Regions from separate parts of the Homo sapiens genome. Here region 1 is linked to region 2. Evidence: chromatin contacts called from ENCODE Hi-C data. All regions are on one chromosome and are shown on one strand. Each heading gives the region's core, a stretch centred on a gene start or an enhancer-like site at or near the end of the contact. The rest is flanking DNA. Distances are from core to core; before and after follow the strand shown.

Evidence for each region. Hi-C counts contacts between places; a loop is a spot of excess contacts on that map. Pooled maps may share reads with other maps.
Region 1: a loop to region 2 is called in a map of heart left ventricle, with 2.3 times the contacts of the local background. The contact joins the promoter of NXTAR here to the enhancer-like site in region 2. A Hi-C loop is called at or near these places in 5 of 168 maps with a recorded cell type or tissue (MCF 10A, endothelial cell of umbilical vein, heart left ventricle and 1 more), 1 of 37 single-sample maps with no recorded cell type and 6 of 50 pooled maps.

Annotation. Positions count from the first base shown.
Region 1 is chrX:67,783,069-67,786,379 of GRCh38, forward strand. It overlaps NXTAR (negative expression of androgen receptor regulating lncRNA), which reads right to left and starts at 1,822. Exons shown (of 5, transcript XR_938423.3): 1 at 1,742-1,822.
Region 2 is chrX:67,562,004-67,565,002 of GRCh38, forward strand. All of the region lies in intron 1 of AR (androgen receptor), which reads left to right. Among named protein-coding and RNA genes, the nearest start is that of AR, 19 kb to the left of the region's middle. Within about 2 kb of position 1,593, at least 4 of the 41 ENCODE cell types and tissues checked have a DNase peak (open chromatin) inside an H3K27ac peak, as active enhancers do.

The DNA.
Region 1 (3,311 bases), core at 572-3,071, 220 kb after region 2:
ATTATGGCGGGTGCCTGTAATCCCAGCTACTTGGGAGGCTGAGGCGGGAGAATCGCTTGAACCCGGAGTGGGGGGCGAGGTTGCAGTGAGCCAAGATCGTGCCATTGCACTCCAGCCTGGGCGACAGAGCAAGACTCCCTCTCAAAAAAAAAAAAAAAAAAGAAAAAAAAAACTCATTGGCAAAAACCTAGTGTCATTCCTACACCCATCTGTAAGAGAATCTGATAGCAAAGTGCCCAGCTAAAAAGTGGCACTCTATTGCTATGAAAGAAGTGGAGAACAGGGGGGACAGCCAGCACTCTGAAATGCATGTCACTTCCTAATCAATTAGTGGCAAAGTAAATGAAATAACCACGATTAGTTTAGACCAGGGTTAGATTAGACCCAGTGATTCCCAACCAGAGGTGGTTTTGGTCCCCAGAGACTTTGACAATGCTTGGAGAAATTTTTCGTTATCACAACTTGCGGGGAGTAGTACGACCAGCATCTGCTAGAGACCAGGGGTGCTGGTAATACCGTACAATGCACAGGACAAGCCCCACAACAAACATTGATCACACCTAGTATGTCAATAGCACTAAACATTGAGAAACCTTGGCTTATACTCATCAAGATCTACCATACACCTAATCTTGGTCTTCCAGCTGAAGAACTCAGGCTTCAATAGGCTTCTCTATGTCACTGAATAGCATCATAAGGTATCCATTTGCCCCAGCTGAAAATTTGGAGAATGTCCTTCCTCTACTTAAATCTCTATAGTGGTTTCTTATTGCCTTCAGAATAAAGACTAAAACCATTGCTGTGACCCGTGATAACCTACATGATCTGGCATCTACCAGCTTTATATCACACCACTCTCCCTCCTTGCTCTCTGTGGTACAGCCATATTAGCCTTTTGTTTGTTTCTCAAATGTGCCGTATGGTCTTTTTCACCTTTCCGCCTTTGCCTCATCCTTCAGCTCCAACTGTGGTAGACTGATTGCATTAATGGTCTCAATTATTCACCCTTCTCTTTATCCATGCTCTTTGTTGACATGTGACATGTCACTCCCTTCCACTCTGATTCTAGGCCCAGTTATGTTATTTTCTTCTGCCAATGGAAGGCTGGCATAAGTGACAGCATGCAAATTCTGAAGCTAGGTACTAAGAAGCATTGTGTGTGTTTTCTCATTCCTGTAGCCAATCCAGGACAAGCCCAGCCTGGTCATCACAACCCTAGTTGACCTGAAGTTATTCTAGTGAGAAATAAATATTTGTTGTTATACGGCATTGAGATCAGTGATTGTTCTGGAGCATTAGTAGCTCACTCTTAAACCCCTCAATCCAATATTACTCAAATTCTGTTAATCTACTACCAAAATATCTTTTCTATCTGTTACACTGACTCAGTTCTGTCCTTCAAAATGTTCTCACTCATCTCCCTATTTTCAGGCTTCCCCTCCTCCAGCCAGTCCTCCACTTTGCTGCCATAATTATTATCCAGAGAAAGAAAACAAAATAAACAACAAAATATGATCATGTGACTTCCCTGCTTAAAACTCTTCAATGGCTCCTCATTTCCCCAAGGATAAGACCCATACCCCTTAGCCTGGCATTGCGGGCTTCCCTTTTATACCACTCTTAACTGTAAAACTTCATCTACCCTTTCCTCCCTGTTATTCTCCTATCACAAGGTTCAAACATGTTCTATTTTTTCAGGTTCCTAGGCATTTACTCATCCCACTGTTCCCTTTCCCCTCACCTTCCCTGATTTGGGTGAAATCCTTTTCAGCTTTGTAGGCAGAACACAAATGCCAGTTCTTCTGTGCAGCCTTCCTTTTCCCTCACCCCCACTAGAAGATAACATCCCTCTCCTTTGTACTTCTATATTGAGCTGTTTAGCTCACACATCCTTCAGCTCCGAGTTATAATTAGCTCCTTAAGCAATCACCTGCCCTACTCCTTGTGAAATTCTTTGTGTAATTTTTCCCTGCCACTTTCTCACTCTCATGCCCTTCCCATACCTAACACGAAACCTGGCACAAAGTAGGTGCTCAGTAATGAGTATCTCATTGAAAGAATTCTCTAACTTTAAGTCCTTGGTGCTAGATCTGTAAGGTATTATATTAGGAGTAGTTATATCCCCAATATTATCCCCCCTCCCCTAACTTCATATTTCCAACTATAATCATCCATCAATGAGATTTCATTGGAGGCAGTTAGCTCTCCTTTTGAAAGCGATATGACACCAGAGAGGGAAAATGGCATCATTAGTGTTTAATCTAGGCCTTCCTTCCCATATATCTACCTGAGATAAGGTAATAAACATTTTGTTTTTGATGGGGTGGAGCAGGAATGCTGTATAGAGTTATACAGGATGCACACTGCAACTCTAAGAGGTGCCACTCAGCTAGGTATAGACACAACCTACAAAACTAAGATGGGGCCTAGGAGTAGTGATTCTGAAACAAAGAACCCAAGGGAGAGAGAGAAACCAGAGAGAGAAACTGAGGAGGCCAAGCAAGGATAGGATAAATGGAGAGAGATGAGAAGAGAGAAATGATGGAAACCAAGAACTGGAGGCTATAGCAATTTTTACATGTGCCTCTAGTGTATGAGCCTTCCTTCTGCAGCAATCTTTGGAAATGAAGACCACTATCCAGGGCAGGATTGCCTTAGAAAGAGTAAACACACTCTTTGTGTGTGGTCTGCCTGCTAATTCCCTGGTGTCAAATCTCGGCAGCCTTTTCTTCCATCTCCCACTTCATTCTTTATGGGGTTTCCAAATACCTCTTTCTCTGTGTCTCCATTCCCTAGCTTACCGCTGACTCTCTGTGTGACCTTGGGTTGATCCTTTCTCTTCTCTGGACCTCTAGTTCCCCATTGATAGCATAAGGCCGGGGGGGGAGGGGCGGGGGTGTTGGATAAACTGTGTTACAGTGGCTCAGTTCCAGGACACTGTGTATCTACGATTCCATAACTTTAAGGTGTGTTTGTGAGTGTGTTTATGCATGTGTATGAACTCGGACATGTCTCTGCCCCTTGGGCTTCAGCTTCCTAACTTACAAAATGGTGATATTTGACCCAGGCAATCCTTTAAGGCCCTTCCAGTCTTTAAATATCACAATCCCATCATTCTGTACTTTAGATGACCCCAAGCCTTCTCCTTAAGTCACATCCTAGGGCTTCTCCTTGTATCATTTCTGTGCCTTTGTTATCCTTTTACCCATTTTCTCTGTAGTTCAAGGATGTTTCCCTTCTTGCAACTCCCAGAAAGCAACATGCAGATTCCCAGGCCCTGCCCCAGAGCTAAGGAGCCATGTTTCCTTCTG
Region 2 (2,999 bases), core at 343-2,842:
AATCTTGGCTCACTGCAACCTCGCCTCCCGGGTTCAAGTGATTCTCCTGCCTTAGCCTCTGGAGTAGCTGGGATTACAGGTGTATACCACCACTCCTGGGTAATTTTATTTATTATTTATTTATTTCTTTATTTATTTTAGTAGAGACGGAGATTTCATCATGTTGGCCAAGCTGGTCTCAAACTCCTGACTGCAGGTGATCCGCCTGCCTCGGCCTCCCAAATTGTTGAGATTACAGGCGTGAATCAATGTGCCCAGCCTGAAAGATATTTTCTTAGAATAGCTTCTTTCACCCTTCATCAGAAGTTGTCAACATGGACCATATGAGTTTTGTTTGGTCTATATGGTGTATATGTGTGTGTGTGTGTGTGTGTGTGTGTGTGTGTGTGTGTATGTGTGTGTGTTTATTGAATTACTTGCTAACATTTTACTTCAAAATTCAGATTTCCACCATAGGGAATGAAGATCTGGCAATACAGGACTTTCATTCCTACATGGTAATGACCAGCTGTAGGTGAAAAGCAGCTGATCCTCTGGATGGGCCATGCACTTTGCAGTTTGCCCAGGCAGCACTGATCCGCTTTATTCATTTAAGTTACCTGCTTGACTCTTCTAGTCATTCGAGTATGTCATCCCCATCAGATCAGAGACCTAAGCAAATCTTGGGTCCCTTGCTTACTCCAAGGGCTTTCACTCCTCGTATAGGAGGAGCTAAAGAAATGTACAAGCAGCACCACAATAGGATCAGACCTGGCTTTCAATTCTAGCACGGCCACATAACATAGTTGGATGACCTCAGGACAGTAACATAACCCCTCTGAGCCTCTAGATCTTCATTATCTGTAGAGCACTCTTCTTATAGAGTTATTATAAGAATGAAATAAAACAACTAGGATAAAGGGCATGGCACTTAGTAGGTGCTGAAATATTAGTTCCCTTCTTCTAATTCACCACACCATATCTGTCTATCTATTGGCTGAATCACATAAATAGTAAATTCACATTCACTGAAGACATTCAAGAAGAGTCTGGACCCTTTGGGAACCATGTATAGGGCAAAGGTTTGAACTCATAGTAGATGATTTTTACAGTCACTTTTTAACAATTTAAAAGCCTATAGATGACTCCAAAATGCCCATTTGGATGATATGAGGCATACTTTGTGTAGTTAAGGATTTTAAATACATAACAGAGAGGCTGAAGGGCCTTCGGGAAAGAAGCTGGGGTAAGAGTCAAAGTGTAGTATGTTGACCGATGTTCAGGAATAGGCTTTGGCATCTGACAGATTTTGTTTTAAATACTGGCTCTGGGTCTTACTAGCTTCCAGTTCTGGGCTGCTTCACCTCTCTTGAGTTTCAGTTTCTTCATTTCTAAAATGAAGATACTAATGCTTCCTTTGTTGGGTTTTTGTGAATATAAGTGAGATAATAAATGTAAATATCTAGCCCAGGGCCTGGTGCATAGTACAAGCTTCATAAATTGTACCTATTATTATTAGTAGTAGTAGTAGTCCAGACAAACAGAGCTTGGGAAAACGCTAGACTCTGGCTGACATACATGGGCTTTTCCCCAGGCCACTGCTGCCTGGCTTCCCCTTCCACAAAGCTTTGAGTCTCCAAAATGCTTTGGCTGGAATGTAAGCGTGAGGTCATTGCAGATAACAGGGGAGCATGATTTGCTTCGGTAATGCAAGTTATTAAGTTACTTCCCTCAGCCCAGCTGAAATCTCTTATTGGTTGATGTGTGCTTCAAAGTGTGAGACAGAGCTAGTCTGAGGAGAGAGGGAGAGTGAGAAGATTCCTCTTCTTGGCCAGAGGTCATGGTCTTCCACAAGGAACAGAATGACTCAATGCAAATTATGGGACCTCTTTGAGTTTGGGGCCCCTACATTTAAACTAGTAACTCCGTTGCACATATTGGCACCCTTCCCCCAACAAAATTACTGGGCAGGAATTTTCTTGAATCCTTCCGTGGCCTGGAATGATCTCCCTTCTCATCCTTGTGATCCACACAGCTGGCAAATGGCAGGCAGCAGAACAAAAACAAGCCTCTTAGCATATAGGGAGAGAAAGAGTCACAGCAGTACTGAATTTGCTTGGGAACCTAATGTTAACAAAGGACCTTCCTCTCAACACCCCAAACAGATTAAAACATTTTTTTAACAGCAAGTTGTGTCTCGGAGCAGCTCTTTGCTTGGGTATATTTAAAGATCTGCTGAGTCATTTAAGAGCAGGCTGGCATATCCTAAGAGGCAAGGACTATACCCCAGTCTATGGGGGAGTAAGTTGAGAGGTGAAATCTGTTTGGCTTTCTCCCATGGAAACAAACAAGGTGATCCACTTCCATCTCCCACGACTCTGGAGAGCATCTACTAAGCCTTCTTATTCTATCAACTTTGAACTCCTCAGTGTATAATAGAGTAAGGGTGAGAGGGAAGGAGCAGTCGTACCAGTGTCATTATTGGTATGTTCAGGAGTTCAATTTCTTCCTGATTCAGTCTTGGCGGGATGTATTTGTTTGGGAATTTATCCATTTTTTCTAGATTTTTCTAGTTTGTGTGCATAGAGGTGTTCATAATACCTTCTGATAGTTATTTTTATTTCTGTGGTGTCAGTGGTAATAACCCCTGCTGTCTGAAATTGTAATGGCCCTGCTATTGGTAGCTGAGAGTAGCATGGAAGTGTCAGGTTGATGGGTTCATTTAATTCTTTTCTTTTCAGTTTCAGTCACATGCATTGTTACCATGGCATATGACAGTTGCTAGAAAGTGAAATAATTTTTTTTCTACTTTATTCTCCACTGCACTTCTAAATTTATTAGTGGAGAAATTAGCAGTTACCAACTGTTCATTATAGGTACACATTGGGGTTTCCTTAGAGCCAATTTTCCCCCTGGTTTTCATCTTGTAAATCTGTAATCCTAAAAATTAGCAAAACCTAGAGCTTCTCTTTGGTCCTGGCCTGTTTGAACCCTGTTCCACAGACCCCAATCTTCTTTCT